Linked DNA regions of Homo sapiens: region 1 is linked to region 2. Evidence: chromatin contacts called from ENCODE Hi-C or POLR2A ChIA-PET data. All regions are on one chromosome and are shown on one strand. Each heading gives the region's core, a stretch centred on a gene start or an enhancer-like site at or near the end of the contact. The rest is flanking DNA. Distances are from core to core; before and after follow the strand shown.

Region 1 (7,606 bases), core at 394-2,893, 130 kb before region 2:
GTGGTTTTAAATTAATTTCTTGACTGGACAAAATAAGTATGTACTACAAAAGTAAATTGTTGGTTCTTCAACCTTAAAATTGAAATTATTTTCAAGGATTCCACATCTATAATTGTGGCAAAGTTAATATAAACAGGCATGGTCATATAAAACACAGTTGCAAACTATTGGCATTGGTGAAAATTTCTATGAAGTCAAGCACCACGCCTTGCAGAGTAGATATTAAGGGATATCTCTTGAATTAATTTTTTTCAACAGGTAGCTGCTTGTTCTTACAGTAATCTTGCCATATACATAAACTGTGATATTAGTAGGCATTCAAGAAATAAAGGACCCATTTTTAATAGTCCATGGACACTAGGGGTATCACAAACCCTTACATATGGAACTATATTACATTATTAAATAGCTGGTTGTAGTACCCTAGGCCATAGTCTTCAAAGCTGCTTCTGGAAAAACCCATGATGTATATATTCCTATTCCTATCATTAAGTTCTACCATCAACACTGAAGAGATGAAAGGTACAATAATTTAATTGCATTCAATTTACTAATGGAATCACCTCCCTGTGAAATCAGTTTTTATTAATGGAAGCTAAGATTGCTGACATCAAACCAAATGCAGTTCCTCCTTCTGCAGTGTACCATTTTGCTTTGTAATGACAACCAAAAACCCCACACATAGGTTTAATGAGTTTGAATCATTCACTATTAACATCACTTAAAATAATCCCCCAATTTGGTGGCCAAATTATATACCTCCTTTAAGAGAGAAGTGATCTAGTTTCACAAAGCATTTCCAATCAGAGGCCAATGACGTTAAAAGACAATTTGTAAAATAAAGACACTGAAACAGACAGGATCTGCTCCTCCTGTGGGCTCACAGCCTATGCATTTCCCATCACTCAGTAGTGGGCCTGTCACTTCCCTATTTCACTGTGACTAGTGAAAGAACTAGTCACAAAGAACTAAACACGCAACTTCAAGGAAATACAAAATAGACCCTGCACCGAACGCTCCTGTATACATTCTCCATTTTGCATCAGGGCGAAGAAAACACACAACCGTGTCTAACAAGTATCAGTAGTGACAGCCACGGTTTCACTCGCAGCACCCCCACGACAACCTGCGAGACCGGCGGGCGGGGCTGAGTACCTCGCCTACTGGACTAAACGCCCGGCCTTTAGATTCCTTCCCGACCCCGTGCGCCCCTCTTAAGTCTAGAAGCCTGACTTTCAGGGAGGGGCAGGCGCTCGGTTTCCACCGAGCGACTCCTGACACTGCAGGAGGCCAGGTGGGACAGTTTTGCTGCACGGGAGACGGCTGTGCCGGGACGGCCGAGCGGCTGAGAGCGCGAAGCCAGGGGGCCTGTCCCAGGGGCGAAGGAGCCCCCAGAGGCAAGAGCTCACCGGGGGCGGGAGCCGCCCGGGTCACCAGCTCCTCCGGCCGGCCCTGGTGCCCAGGGGGCGAGCCGCATGAGGTCCCGGCTTGGCCGCGAGCGCCGGCCTGAGACAGAGGCTGAAAGCCCCCAGCGGGCGCGGCAGGGGGCCCGGCACCTACGTGGTCCGCGTTGCTGTTGGCGCTGTGGAAACACACAGCACTGAAGGTGTAGCCCGAAATGGACGCCGCCATGATGGAAATCTCCAGCTACCCCATCATGCCCCGCGGAGGGCACACGGCCTTCCGGACGGCCCGACCCCTTGGCATCATGGGAAGTGGAGTCTGCGGCGGGCAGCGGCCGAGGGCCCTGAGCGCTCACAGTCTTGAAGGCTGAGGAACGCCGGTTTTTGCGATCGGAAGGACCCCGGCACCGTATCCTCCGCAGGGGTGTCGCTCCCGACACGCCTCAGACAGCGGTTGATAGTTCCGCAAACAGTTCTTTCCCTTTGCAAGTGAAACCTTAGTATTAAAAGACAACATTCTAGCCGGGCGCAGTGGCTCACGCCTGTAATCCCAGCACTTTGGGAGGCCGAGGCGGGCGGATCACCTGAGGTCAGGAGTTCGAGACCAGCCTGACCAACATGGAGAAACCCTGTCTATATTGAAAATACAAAAACTAGCCGGGCGTGGTGGCACATGCCTGTAATCTCAGCTACTCGGGAGGCTGAGGGAGGGGAATGGCTTGAACCCGGGAGGCGGAGGTTGCGGTGAGTCGAGATCGTGCCATTGCACTCCAGCCTGGGCAGCAAGAGCGAAGCTTCGTCTCAAAAAAAAAAAAAAAAAAAAAAAAAAAAGGCCAACATTTAGGCTGAGCGTGGTGGCTCGCGCCTGTAATCCCAGCACTTTGGGAGGCCGAGGTGGGCGGATCACGAGGTCAGGAGTTTGAGACCATCCTGGCTTACACGGTGAAACCCCGTCTCTACTAAAAATACAAAAAATTAGCCGGACGTGGTGGCGGGCTCCTGTAGTCCCAGCTACTCAGGAGGCTGAGGCAGGAGAATGGCGTGAACCTGGAAGGCGGAGCTTGCAGTGAGCCGAGATCGCGCCACTGCACTCCAGCCTGGGTGACAGACCAAGACTCCGTCTCAAAAACAAAACAAAACAAAAAGCCAACATTTGAGGCCGGGCGCGGTGGCTCATGCCTGTAATCCCAGCACTTTGGGAGGGGGGGGCGTGTGTGGGGAGTGTTAACCTGAGGTCAGGAGTGTTATGCGCGTTTGTGTGAAGAGACCACCAAACAGGCTTTGTGTGAGCAACAAGGCTGTTTATTTCAACTGGGTGCAGGCGGGCTGAGTCCGAAAAGAGAGTCAGCAAGGGAGATAGGGGTGGGGCCGATTTATAGGATTTGGGTAGGTAGTGGAAAATTACAGTCAAAGGGGGTTGTTCTCTGGTGGGAAGGGGCGGGGGTTACAAGGTGCTCAGTCGGGGAGCTTCTAAGCCAGGAGAAGGAATTTCACAAGGTAATGTCATCAGTTAAGGCAGGAACCGGTCATTTTCACTTCTTTTGTGATTCTTCAGTTACTTCAGGCCATCTGGATGTATACGTGCAGGCCACAGGGGATATGATGGCTTAGCTTGGGCTCAGAGGCCTGACAAGGAGTTCAAGACCAGCCTGGCCAACATGGTGAGACCCTGCCCACTCCCCTCTGCCCATCTCTATTGAAAATACAAAAACTAGCCGGGCATTCTGGTGCATGCCTGTAATCTCAGCTACTCAGGAGGCTGAGGCATGAGAATCGCTTGAACCCGGGAGACAGAGATTGCAGTGAGCCGAGATTGTGCCACTGCGCTCTGGCTCTGTCTCAAAGAAAAAAAAAAGGAAAAGAAAAAAGGCAACATTTACAAGCTCAAGGATGAAAGGATGGAGGAAATTCAGGCAAATAAACAGTTTGGTATAGTAGTGACATAATTTGATAACAGATAACACAATCACTTTGGCTGCAGAGTTGAGACTGTAGCGTCTTGGGGTGGGAGGGAAGTGAAACGGTGGTTCAAGTCACCATCATCTCTCTCTCTCAGAATTTTGTATCCTCTTACTCAGGGAGTCCGAACTGGTGGCAGTTTTGCCTCCCAAAATGGCATGTGGCAATGTTTGGAAACATTATCAGATATCATAATTCGGTGTCAGGTGCCACTGGCATCTGGTGGGTGGGTAGAGGCCAGAGAAGTGGCTAAACGTCTTACAGTGCACAACAACAGGCCCACAATGAAGAATTATCATCAGTGGTGACAAGGCTGAGAAACCCAGTGTTCCTGCTTCAGCTTTTAATCCCCTCCTTGCCAAATCTATGCTCAACATAGCAAGATGGTCAACATTTAAATGTAAGAACTAAACCATGTTGCTTCTTGGCCAAACACCAAATCTTGCCAAGACCTGGCCCCTATTACTTGTCTGACTTTATTACCTGCTACTGCCCCCTTTATTTACCGAGCTTCAGCTACATTAGTCTTCTTTCTGCTTCCTGGACGTCCCTAGCTCATTCCACTTTAGGGCCTTTGTGCTTGCTGTTTTCTTTGCTTGGGATGCTCTTCTCCCAGGCAGCTGCATGGTTTACTGTTTCTGCCCTAGATGATTTGATGTGCCACCGAGACCTCCTGTCTGCCTTGCAGGATTGATTGATTGCTGCAGGTCAGCTCTCTCCTATAAGTATACCTAGTTGAAGAGAGCTTCATTGCCTAAGGCCAGTCCTCCCTTTGTGGGCATCCAGCATTCAATGCCTGGTCGGGGTAGATGAAAAAAGGGAGGGCCAGGAGGGATTTGCTGAAATTCTGTTGTAGTGGTACCTCAGTCCAACTACTTCATTCAGCCAATCCTGCTTCTTTTTCTTCTCCAACAGATGATGATTCTCAGAGTACTCCCTAATCAACTTCCTCCCTGTTCATCTCAGTGTCACACTTTGCTCCCTGGGAACCAAACCTATGACAACCTCTTTTAGGTTTTCACTCAGTGCTGCCACCCCCTCAGAGAGTCCTTCCCTGGTACCCTATCAAGGATTGCAACCTTCACCCCATGTTCTCAATAGTACTTCCCTGTTTACTTTTCCCTTTACCACTTATCATCTAGCAGCAACGCTGTGTTATTCATCTTTCCTGTCCATTGTCTTTCCCCCTCTTCGAGCATGTTCTGAACTTCACGAAGACAGGGATTCTTCTTTTTTTTAATTTTTGTTTTTAGATATAGGGTCTTGCTCTGTCACCCAATAGCTCACTGCACGTCAAACTCCTAGACTCCAGTGATTGTCCTGCCTCAGCCTCCTGAGTAGTTGGGATTACAAACAAGAGACTCCACACCTAGCAAAGACAGGGATTCCTGCTTATTTACTGTTGCATCTCCATCATCTGGAATAATGGCTGGCATGTAAATGTTGCCAGATACAAGACTGTTGAATGAACACTGCATGAAAAAGTGGGAGGGTTTTAGGGAAGATAGCTGTGTTTGATCAGCAGGGTGCTGGAGGGGGATGGAAACAGAAGCAGCTGATAAAAAGCGTAGGCTTGCTAATAAGGAGGTGCCTAGGTTTGCTCACTGAAGAAACCATTTGGGATGTAGGAGATGAGAGAGGAAAGAGGCAGATGAACTGGGAAAATTTAGGGGGTGAAGGAGAAAGAGGATGAGAAGAGGAGATGAGTGGCTACAGTGAGATTCTGGACTTTGGGGACAGAGAGATGAGAATAAAGAATTTTTAGGCTCTGACCCGGCTCGGTGGCTAACACCTGTAATCCCAGCAATTTGAGAGGTCAAGGCAGGTGGATCGCTTGAGCCCAGGAGTTCAAGACCAGCCTGGGCAACATAGTGAGACCCCCATCTCTACAGAAAAAATTAAAAAATTAGCTGGACATGGTGTTGGGCACCTGTAACTCCAGCTACTTGGGAGGCTGAGTTAGGAGGATCGCTTGAGCCCAGGAAGTCGAGGCTGCAGTGAGTTAAGTGATCATGCCACTGGGCTGGGTGCAGTGGCTCATGCCTGTAATCCCAGCACTTTGGGAGGCAGAGGCGGGCAGATCATTTGAGGTCAGGAGTTCAAGACGAGCCTGCCAACATGGTGAAATCCTGTCTCTACTAAAAAGACAAAAAAAATGAGCCAGATGTGGTGGCATGTGGCTGAAATCCCAACTAGTCAGGAGGCTGAAGTGGGAGAATTGCTTGAGCCCAGGAGGCAGAGGTTGCAGTGAGCTGAGATCATGCCACTGCACTCCAGCCTGGGTGACAGAGTGAGACCCTGTTTAAAAAAAAAAAAAAAAAAAAGATCATGCCACTGCGCTCCAGCCTGGGGGATAGAGTGAGACCTTGTCTCAAACAAACAAACAAACACACAAAAGAAAATCTTCAGCAAAACACCTATAGTGATAGAGCACACTCATGTAGTGGTTATGCTTGAAAACTTTATGATAGATTGCTTGGGTCCCAGTCTCAGCTCCAGAACTTACTTCTATGTGCCGTAGTTAGCTCATCTGCAAAATGAGGCTAATACTAGTATCTACCTCATGTGGCTATCTTTTTTTTTTTTTTTTGATGGAATCTTGCTCTGTCACCCAGGCTGGACTGCAGTGGCGCGATCTCGGCTCACTGCAACCTCTGCCTCCTGGGTTCAAGCAATTCTCTTGCCTCAGCCTCCCGAATAGCTGGGATTACAGGCACCCACCACCACGCCCGGCTAATTTTTTTGTATTTTTAGTAGAGACCGGGTTTCACTGTGTTGGCCAGGCTGGTCTCGAACTCCTGACCTCGTGATCTGCCCGCCTCAGCCTCCCAAAGTGCTGGGAATGTGGCTATCTTTAGGAGTAACTGAAATAATATATTGGATGCGCTGAAAACAGTTCTTGGCACACAGTGACAGCTGTACGATTGCTAGCCATCATTTCTATCATCATAAATTAGTTTAAAAGGTAAGAGATCTATAGGCATTGACAAAAAAGATCTCTAAGTACAATATATCACTGGAATATTGTTAAATGAAGATGTAAAATGCAAACATGCAAATAGTAATATTCCATTTATATATATATCAATACAAAGCAAAGCATTTCTGCATGAGAATGCCACACTTTGCTATGATGGGCCTGAAAGTGGGAACAAGAAAATCCAGCTTCATTTGGATTATGCCCATTTGAGGAAACTGCGACTTAAGATGTTTAAATTAAGTAACTCACTCAAGGTCATACTTTGTATGGAGTAAGTTGTGATTCAAGTTCAAGTCAGTTTGCCTGTACAGTCCATGATCAGGCAGGAGAATGCAAAGGAAAGGAGTGAGGGGTGTCAGGCACTGAAGGAGAGGAAAACTGGGCAAGTCTTGGAGGCCTTTCAAGAGGTAATGGGAAACAAGGCATAGCTGGGGCCTGAGAAGGAGCCAAGTGCCAAATGGCTCCTGGAAGGTTTACTCAGAAGCTGCTGCAATGGCCTGAGTGGCCAGAAGGAAGGCAGAGCAGTGGTGACAGGCTGGAGAAATGCCTGAGCCCAGAGACCAGTCCTGACCAAGAAGAGCAGTGCAGGGAGGAAAGGAGGAAGATGATGCTCCACTTTGGGTGACAGGGTAGATGGTCAGGGATCAACCAACCGCAAACACAGAGGAGAAAGGGTTTGGTGGGGAGGCATGGTGGGGGGGTGGTAATGCAAGTGAGTTCAGTGTTGAACACATTGAGTTTAATGTAGCAAGGGACATCCAGGCAGCTGCAATACAATAAAATAAGAGAAAATACAAATCTGGAGGGAGAGCGAGGTTGGAATCAGAAGTCACTAACACAGGCATATGAAAAGGTGCTCAACATCACTGATCATCAGAGAAATGCAAATCAAAACTACACTGAGATATCATCTCACTCCAGTTAAAATGGCTTCTATCCAAGAGGCAGGCAATCACAAATACTGGCGAGAACGTGGAAAAAAGGCAACCCTTGTACACTGTTGGTAGGAATGGAAATTAGTAAAATCATAATGGAGAACAGTTTGGAGTTTCCTCAAAAGAGTAAAAATTGAACTACCATATGATCCAGTAATCCCACTGCTGGGTATATACCCCAAAGAAAGGAAATCAGTACATTGAAGGGATAACTGCACACCCATGTTTGTTGCAGCAGTGTTTACAGTAGCTAAGGTTTGGAAGCAACCTGAGTGTCTAACAACAGATGAATGGATAAAGCAAAAGTAGCACATAGACACAAGGGAGTA
Region 2 (7,635 bases), core at 4,325-6,824:
TGGCCGCCCTCCCTGTACTTGTAATTACAACCACTTGGTTCCACAGAGCAGGTTGTCCAAAGGCAGCTCAGAGGACTGGCTATGCTGCGATCCCTGCGCAAGCCCGGCCCCGTGGGCCTCCTGCACAGCTTTCCTCCTTACGTGGTGTTTTTGGCCCTCCTGGCTGGTGTTCTCTGTGAGGCTGCAGCCTTCCTTTTGCACAATGACAATGTCTGCCATTGAAGGCAGGGCCCAGCCTGAGGGTGTGAGTTGTTTATTAGCAGGACTTTTGCTGACATTTTCCTTACTGCTTTTTTGAGACCTGGTTTGACCACCCAGCATTGGTTGGCTCCCAGCAAGACTTGAGCCATACGCGGCCATTTAGACATGGATCACGTGTGTGTGAGCAAAGATTTCAGAAAAAAGCAACAATTAAAAAGTTCACCCATTGAATGCAGTCCCCCTAGGTGTCATAGTCCCTGCTGTATTTTTAACTCCAAGCTGGTCAGCTTGAAAGAGCAACAAATTGTACTTCTCAACAGTGCTTCAAACAGAAGCAAGATGTTTGTGGGGAGGGGTCGGGATGTCGAAACAGAGGTTTGATTGATTGCGGCTGCCCACACACTGAGTCCCCGAACCTCCCTGAGCAGGCCTCAGAACAGGCAGCAACTGTTGTGTTAGCAGATGTTTGAGGGACCGTGAAAGCTGGCCAGGGGCAGTTTGGGGTAGAAAAGAAGCATGAGAGAAACCAGCATGCCAGCACGTCTTTGGGAAGCCTCTGAGAGCCGTATTCCTGGGGGTGAGTCCAGGAGAGCTGGGTGGGCGGGGCCGCAGGGACTGGGCAGGATGAGGGGTTGCTGCAGGAAGTTGGGAGAGCTTGTGCGTATGCTCATCAGTGACTCGCAGCTCTTTGCTGGACAGGTCCTCCCCAGGTGAAGCCCCCCCAGCCAGCTTCCACTTTCCATCTTTTGTGCTGGTGGGGCCGCCTTTGAGGGACAGTGGCCCTTGTTGGTCGCCATGGGGTTGGCTACATGACTTCTTGCGCTGGCACCCCCAGCAGCTGCAGGCCAGCTGTGCCTTTCCTTGGCCAAGTTCCTGTGCGGCAGGCCCAGCTTGCCTGCACCTTTGTGACTTTTCCTGTCCATCCTGCCAGTGGCTGTTCACCTTCAGCTGCTTAGGGTTCCCACCGCCCTGCACCCTCAGCACCCTTCCTCTCAGGGTGGGAAGCTGTGCTGACGGCAAGTAGAGGAATTCAGAGGTGGAGCACCCCTTATAACACAGACTGCAGACAGTGTGAAGATCTAGTGAGAGAGGTAGGCATGGAAAGCCCTAGAAAGCCCATTGCAATGAAAGAAATGCTAAATACAAGTAAAGGCAAAAACTTTTGTGGGCAGGCACACGAGAGTAGTTGCTTCTGACTTAGAGATAGTTAGGATAGGCTTGAACAAAGGAAGAGAGCCTGTAAGACCTGGGCTGTCAGAGTTTAGGGATGTCAAGGGGGCAGCTTTGGATGCTGAACTAGCACTCCTCCTTCCGTGCTCTTGACAGACATTGCTAATCAATCACGGCAGCCTTTTCAGGTGAACTTAGTGGAGGTCTTAGAATCCTCCTCTTGGCAGTCTTGGCAGCCATTGCTAATTGATGGGTAATTGAACGTCATCCACCATCTCTGTTCTAATCCCCTCACTTGAGGATGAAGCCTCTAGAGTACAGGAAGAGTTGGGGCCTTGCCCAAAGTCACATGGTGAGGCACCTCGGAAGGTGGGAACCCTGACCTCTTGACCCCAGGCTCAGTGCTCCCACTGCTGTGCTTGGTCCTGGGTGAGGACCAATCAGCTGGCCCTTCCAGAGGACTGATGCACATGGGGCATAGAGAGTGTGGCAGTGAGAAGTGGGAGCTTCGGAGTCAGATAACTGGGGGTGTGTCCCCATTCTGCCACTTTTGAGCTGTGTGCCCCAGGCCTCATGTCTGTGTCTGTAAAATGGGAATGGCAGTGCCTGTTGCTCATGAGTGTGGGAGGAATCATGTCGCATGGATCTGGCACACGGTTGGCACTCAGCAAATGCCAGCTTTGATGAACAAAGAAAGCCCGGGCCTGCTGCAGCCTTTCTTCTGTTGCTCCCATGGTAGCTCGCCCCACACCCTCTGCTGCTCTGGGCAGTGTCCTGGGCTCTCCACTCTTGGTGGGCCGGGATCCTGCCAGCTGTGGCGCATGCTGGCATCAGGCTTCCAGGAGACTAGTTTCAGCTCTAGTCCTCATCTTCCCTGCTTCCCTTCCTTCCTTTCCCTCCCTTTCTTTCCTTTCTTTTGACGGAGTGTTGCTCTGTCACCCAGGCTGGAGTGCAGTGGTGAGATCTCGACTCACTGCAGCCTCCGCCTGGATCCCTCCTTTCTGTCTCTAGTCACAGCCCTCAGGTTGCACAAGCAATCTGCTTAAGGTCACTGGGATCGGGGCCGAGTGTTGCCACAATAGCTTTGATCTCCTGGGGAAGAGGAGTTCATCTGGGGACTGCTAAGGAGGCAGCTTTTAGTGCCACTTGGTGATTTCCACGCTTCAATTGAGAGCCATCCTGAGCAGAGAATGTTTGAGAAGCTATGAGACTCTGGGAGGCCCCGGCTCTCTGAAGTAGGGGCCCTTTCCTAAGCCAGCCGCTCAGATGAGAGCCCCGGCCATGCTGGGAGTGCTCTTGGCTTGCCAGGCCCTGCTCTGGTGCTGGCAAAGAGGCTTGGGAGGCCCTAGCAGGCGCTGCCCTTGGGAGGCCACAGCCTATGGGCCAGAGGGAGAACAAGGCCTTACCAGCTGAGGCCTCACCACATCTGAGGACATCGCCAGTCTTGCTTCATGGAAGCCAGAGTAAGAAAGGCTTGTGGGTCAGCTGGCTCTTGCCCCTTTGACTGGTTCAACTCCAAGGGCCCACAGAGGAGGGTTTAGAGAAACCCTAATGTCGTTCCCAGGCTTCTGAAGGAGAAGCAGGGAGCGTGGGCTGAGACGAGGAGACAGAGGGCTGGTGGGAGAGCAGGGCCTCAGCCTGGAGCCCTGCCCATGGAGTGAGCCCCATCCTCATCCTGGACAACTGATGGAACCTCTTCATGGTTCATTTTCCCCATCCTCGAGGAAGGGTGGCGACACCCTCTCTCACTGTGTTAAATGTCTCATTAAATGAATTCATTTGTATGAAGCGCTTGGAGCTTAGTTCTGTGTGCCCAGGACACGTGCTCAGTAAAAGTTGGCTGCCATATTGGGAGTCACACTTTAGGAGTAAGGGGAGAAATTTGGCAAAAGGAGGGGCCTGCTGCTCATCCAGTGTGAACTGTCCTCCCCTCAGGAATTCTTTGTCTCTGCAGCGCTGAGGTGCTCTGCCGCATCCCTGCTCCCCAGAAGAAGGCCTCACCTGAGGGCGCAGCTGAGTTGTTGAGCGGTGCTGCTGGGGTATGAGTCCCGGGCTCTGTAACTCTGAGGGCAGGGTTTTGCCTTATTGCCACGTGGTAGAGGCCTCTCATATCCTAAGGGAAAGAGAGGTGCACTGTCGTTGGAACACAGCTGCTGTTGGAGTCAGAAGAGCTGGGTTTGAGAGGCACTCTGCCACCTGGCTGTGTGGTGACTGTGAGCCCGTTGCCCTGCTTCTCTGAGCCTTGGGTTTCTGACCATGCATGCATCTGCCCAGGTGTAGCCATGGGCGTCAGGTTATCTGGGAAGCCAACACACTGCAGGTTCCTAGACGTTGTCCAAGAGAGTCTGAATTAGCAGGTCTGGGGCAGAGCCCCAGTACCTCGGGGTCCCAGAAGCTCCCTAGGTGAGTCTGGGGCTTGTGGGGGCAGCAGAGATGGGCACATTCCTAGCCCAGTGACTCCACAGATGCCCAGGGACTAGTTTTGTGTCATATGGAGATGGCATTGAGAGTTCAGGTCCCTCAGTCAGGAGGTACCAGCTCAGCCTGGATTAGGAAGGGCCTGACCTGGAGGAGGGATCCAGGTCCTAGGGCGAGTGCCCACTGAGCTGCTGTACCCAGCAGAGCAATGGTGTCCCCGCCTGCCAATGAAACTTCCCATGCAGGAGGGCTCGGGGTTAACTTATGCTGAGTCGAGTACAAGGCGCTGCTTCAGAAATGTCTGGAAAGCCTGTTCTAGTATATAGGGTTGAACGTTTCCGAGGCAAGTTCTCATGGGTGGGTTGTTAAGGGCAAGTTCCACACCCTGTTTGATATCCTGCCTTGTGTGCAACGGCAGAGTGAATGAATGACAGGAACCCTGAGTGCAGAGTAGAAGCATTAGAGGGTTTTAAGCAGGGGAGCAATAGCACCCCTTAAAAAGCTCCTTTGGGACAACAGTGAGCAGCATGGACTGTAGGTTCTGGGGGAGGTGGGGAGGCCAGGCAGGAGGCTATTGGCAAACATGAAGGTGGGCTAGACAAGGGTGGGGGCAGTGGAAGTGGTGATAGGCATAAGGGGCTCAAGAAATGTTCTCGAGGTGAAAGCAGCAGGGCTGGCTTCCAACTCACCCTAGTCATAGGCCTCACTGGGCAGAGAATCAATTATCCTAATCCCCAAAGGTGGCAACTTTCTTTAAGCTACCCTGTTTAGTGTGTGCTCATTGTAAGTCCCTCTTGTTATTTAACCTGCAGCCCTCACTTTGACTGTATTTCTTCTTGATCTGTTCTCAGTAGAACTGAAATCCAGTGGATCACCATGACCTATTTTGTCTCTGTATGAAGGTATCTATGGGACTGTCTTACCCCCCAGTCCTTGCACATCTGTGATTTGCTAGCCCAGCTGCTCCTTGCCACTGGGGAGGCCCCATTCCTTACCCTTTCCTGTCAGCCCTCAGTTTGCAAACCTCTGACTCCTTTGCCCAAGCTTCTCTGTTCTTGTCCATTTGAAAGTGGCTGCGCATTCTGAACTCTGGGCTGGAGAAGGGCTGGGGGCAGCTTAGGGCCACAGGAGGATTCTTTCATGGTTTCTAGCGCTTGTCACGCTGGATCTTGTCTCAGCTGTGCCACATCTGGTCAGTTTACAACAGCTGGGACAGCAGCTCCGGGAAACAAGGGGCCTGTGATGGCCTCCTCGATTCTCCTAATGAAGCCTAGTAATCCCCAGCTGGGCCTCAGAGGATGCAGCGAAAGGGAGGCCTGGCCAACCCCAGGAGGATTTCGGCATTCCCTGCCTTATTCCTGCTTCCTGATCCGGGACATCAGGAGAACGCCTCGTGGGAAGCCCCTCCCAGCCCGAGGTTAGCATGGTGCCTGCGGGCTGTTGAGAGCCCAGTGAGGGCCAGAGCAGGAAGCACAAATAGGTGCATCACGGAGATGGGTGTGGGATGGAGACGGAGCTGTGCCCAGAGCCCAGCACGGCTGGTGCCTGACCGGGCCTTTTCCCGACACCATGCAGGCTGCTGCCCTTTGTGGGTCCATCAGTGTGAAGCCTTTACTTTAGCCCACTTCGCCTTTGGCAGCATGAGCCTCTGTCGCCCCAGGCACTGCATCAGTAGAGAATTTCTCCTGCTGACAGGAGCCCATTTATGTACCATTTTTGTGGTATCAGCCATCCGGAATTACCACTCTTTCTTGCAACTTCAAGCCACAGTCAAGAAATCAGAAAGCAAATGCCACACGAAGAACAAACCCTTTGCTGCAGTCCCCATGCTGGCGGGAACTTGGTTTGACTAGACTCAGAGTGGGTGTTAATTGCCTATTTATGGCCAAAAGATTAACAATGCCTCCTTTGAAAGTTAGACATAGTAGAGCTCTTGGATAATTCCTTTTTGGGAGGGGGAGGAGTGGCTTAAAAAAAAAAACTCTTGGAAAACAAAAGCAACAGTTGGTTGCAAAATATAATGCAACCACCAGAGGCTTAGTTTGTGAGCAGTAACGCGAGCTCACATCAGTAATGTGTCACCAGAGGTCATCAGGCACCCCACCCTCTCCCTGAAGGGCCACAGACTGCATTTACTCCTCATGGAGTAGTGGTGGCGGTATGGAGGCCCCCGCTGTTTCCCTGCTGGAGCTCTGTGGGTGGAGTGGGTGAGGCAGGCCTCCTGGATCAGCCAGGGCCTGTTGGGGACAGAAACCAGCCCGTTAGATCCAGGTGAATTCACTGTGAGCAATGGTTAGCTAGGTTTCTGAAAATCTGAAAAGCCAAGAAGAGAAAACGAAGTATTAATATCATGCAGAAGCAGCTACAGGAAGCTGCTCCCCACCTTGGGCTAGGGGACCCCAGGGCAGAGACTGCACTTCTGAAAGCTTGGCAGCGTGGAGTCCATTGGCCGCACAGGGCTGGGGCAAGACCTGAGAGGCAGGGGCGCCGGCTAGCTGGTCCCGCAGAAAGGGAAGGTGATGAAATTGGTTCTGTGAATGTTGGAAATGCAGCAAATGGGAAGCAACTGCTGTGAATGGAGCAGATTGCTCCTGCAGGTCACGCGGCATGGCTGGGTGACGGTGACAGCACAGGAAGCAGACGGGGAGATGTACGGCTGCCTCTGTCCCCCAGCCTGGCTCTGCTCAGCATCCTTCAGTTAAGCGCTGTCTAACGTTCTCCAGCGGGGCGGGAGATCTCTTCTAGCGCGCATCGCAGCTCCGTCCTAGTTCTTCACTCAGCAGATCCTTGCCTGGAGTGTGCTGGCCACCTGGCATTCAGCTAGGCCCTGGGGATGTTTCTGCAATGCAGAAAGGGGGATGGATGTCATTCAGGCCTACAACAGGCAGGCAGGGCCCTTTCTGATGGCAATATTTGTGCTAATGAGAATCCAGCAGGCCAGCGTGGTTTGGATCACCAGGCAGGATGAGAGGAGGTGGAATGGGAAGTGGCCAGCTTTAGATTGGAGGGACAGGGAGGCCTTGTTGAGGAGGTGACATTGGCACAAAGTCACAGATGATGAGATGTGTTCAGCTTTGCAAAGATAATCAGGGAGAATGTCCTGAGTAGAGGGAAGGCAAGCCCCAGAGGTGGGAGTGGGTGTGGTGAGTGCAGGGCATGGCGAGGCTGCGGTGACTGGGGTCGGAGTGGGCGTGGTGAGCGCAGGGCACAGTGAAGCTGGGGGGACAGGTTCCTGAGTCGGGGGTGCAAGGGATGCTTGAGATGTCGGCAGGGCCATCACGGTTGGCCTTGCAGGCTGGGGTGAGGAGCGGGCTTTTTGCCTGGAGCGCAGGGTTGGAATGCCATCAGGGCTCTGGGGCCAGGATCTGATGGGATACTCAGTCACCTGCCTTACCTGACTGCTATGCTTATCTTCCACCTTGGGGGTTCGACCGCAGACGGCCCCAGGGAAACCGGTTCAAGGAGGTCACGGCAAGAAGGCACATGAGGGTGAAAGCATACCAGAGAGATGCTTAGGCAGGGCCCCAGTGTCGGGGACAGGCTCAGAGGAAGTTAGTCAGGCACCTCTGCAAGTGCCTCTCATGGTGATGAGTGTCACCGCCCGCCCTCTGTTGCTGGACAGTGGCAGCGAGTGGCCTGAGGCTCACAGGGGTGTCTGAGTTCTCCCCTCCCATATCTGCACACACATCAGCCTCACCCTGGCTCTGGGAAGTGGGTCACTAACTCCTAATCCACGGGCCGGTGTTTGCAGGGCGTCCTCCCTCGGGTGTGTGGTCCTCACCCACCCTGTAATCCTCACCCACCCTGTAATCCTCACCCACCCTGTAATCCTCACCCACCCTATGG

Evidence for each region. Hi-C counts contacts between places; a loop is a spot of excess contacts on that map. ChIA-PET counts read pairs that join two places held with the same protein, here RNA polymerase II (POLR2A). Pooled maps may share reads with other maps.
Region 1: a loop to region 2 is called in a pooled map, with 5 times the contacts of the local background. The contact joins the promoter of ABRAXAS2 here to the enhancer-like site in region 2. A Hi-C loop is called at or near these places in 1 of 37 single-sample maps with no recorded cell type and 7 of 50 pooled maps. POLR2A ChIA-PET finds 5 or more read pairs at or near these places in 7 of 52 experiments (CD4-positive, alpha-beta T cell, GM10248, H1 and 4 more).

What each region holds. Positions count from the first base shown.
Region 1 is chr10:124,795,856-124,803,461 of GRCh38, reverse strand. ABRAXAS2 (abraxas 2, BRISC complex subunit) reads right to left here and starts at 1,643. Exons shown (of 9, transcript NM_032182.4): 1 at 1,561-1,643. The coding sequence starts at 1,632. RefSeq lists a silencer at 1,368-1,447 and enhancers at 936-1,489, 1,548-1,817, 1,490-2,044.
Region 2 is chr10:124,669,908-124,677,542 of GRCh38, reverse strand. The region is part of intron 4 of FAM53B (family with sequence similarity 53 member B); the gene reads left to right. Among named protein-coding and RNA genes, the nearest start is that of FAM53B-AS1, 30 kb to the left of the region's middle. RefSeq lists enhancers at 3,466-4,089, 5,729-6,023, 6,362-6,895. Within about 2 kb of position 5,574, at least 19 of the 41 ENCODE cell types and tissues checked have a DNase peak (open chromatin) inside an H3K27ac peak, as active enhancers do; they include CD4-positive, alpha-beta T cell, where a contact is called at or near this core.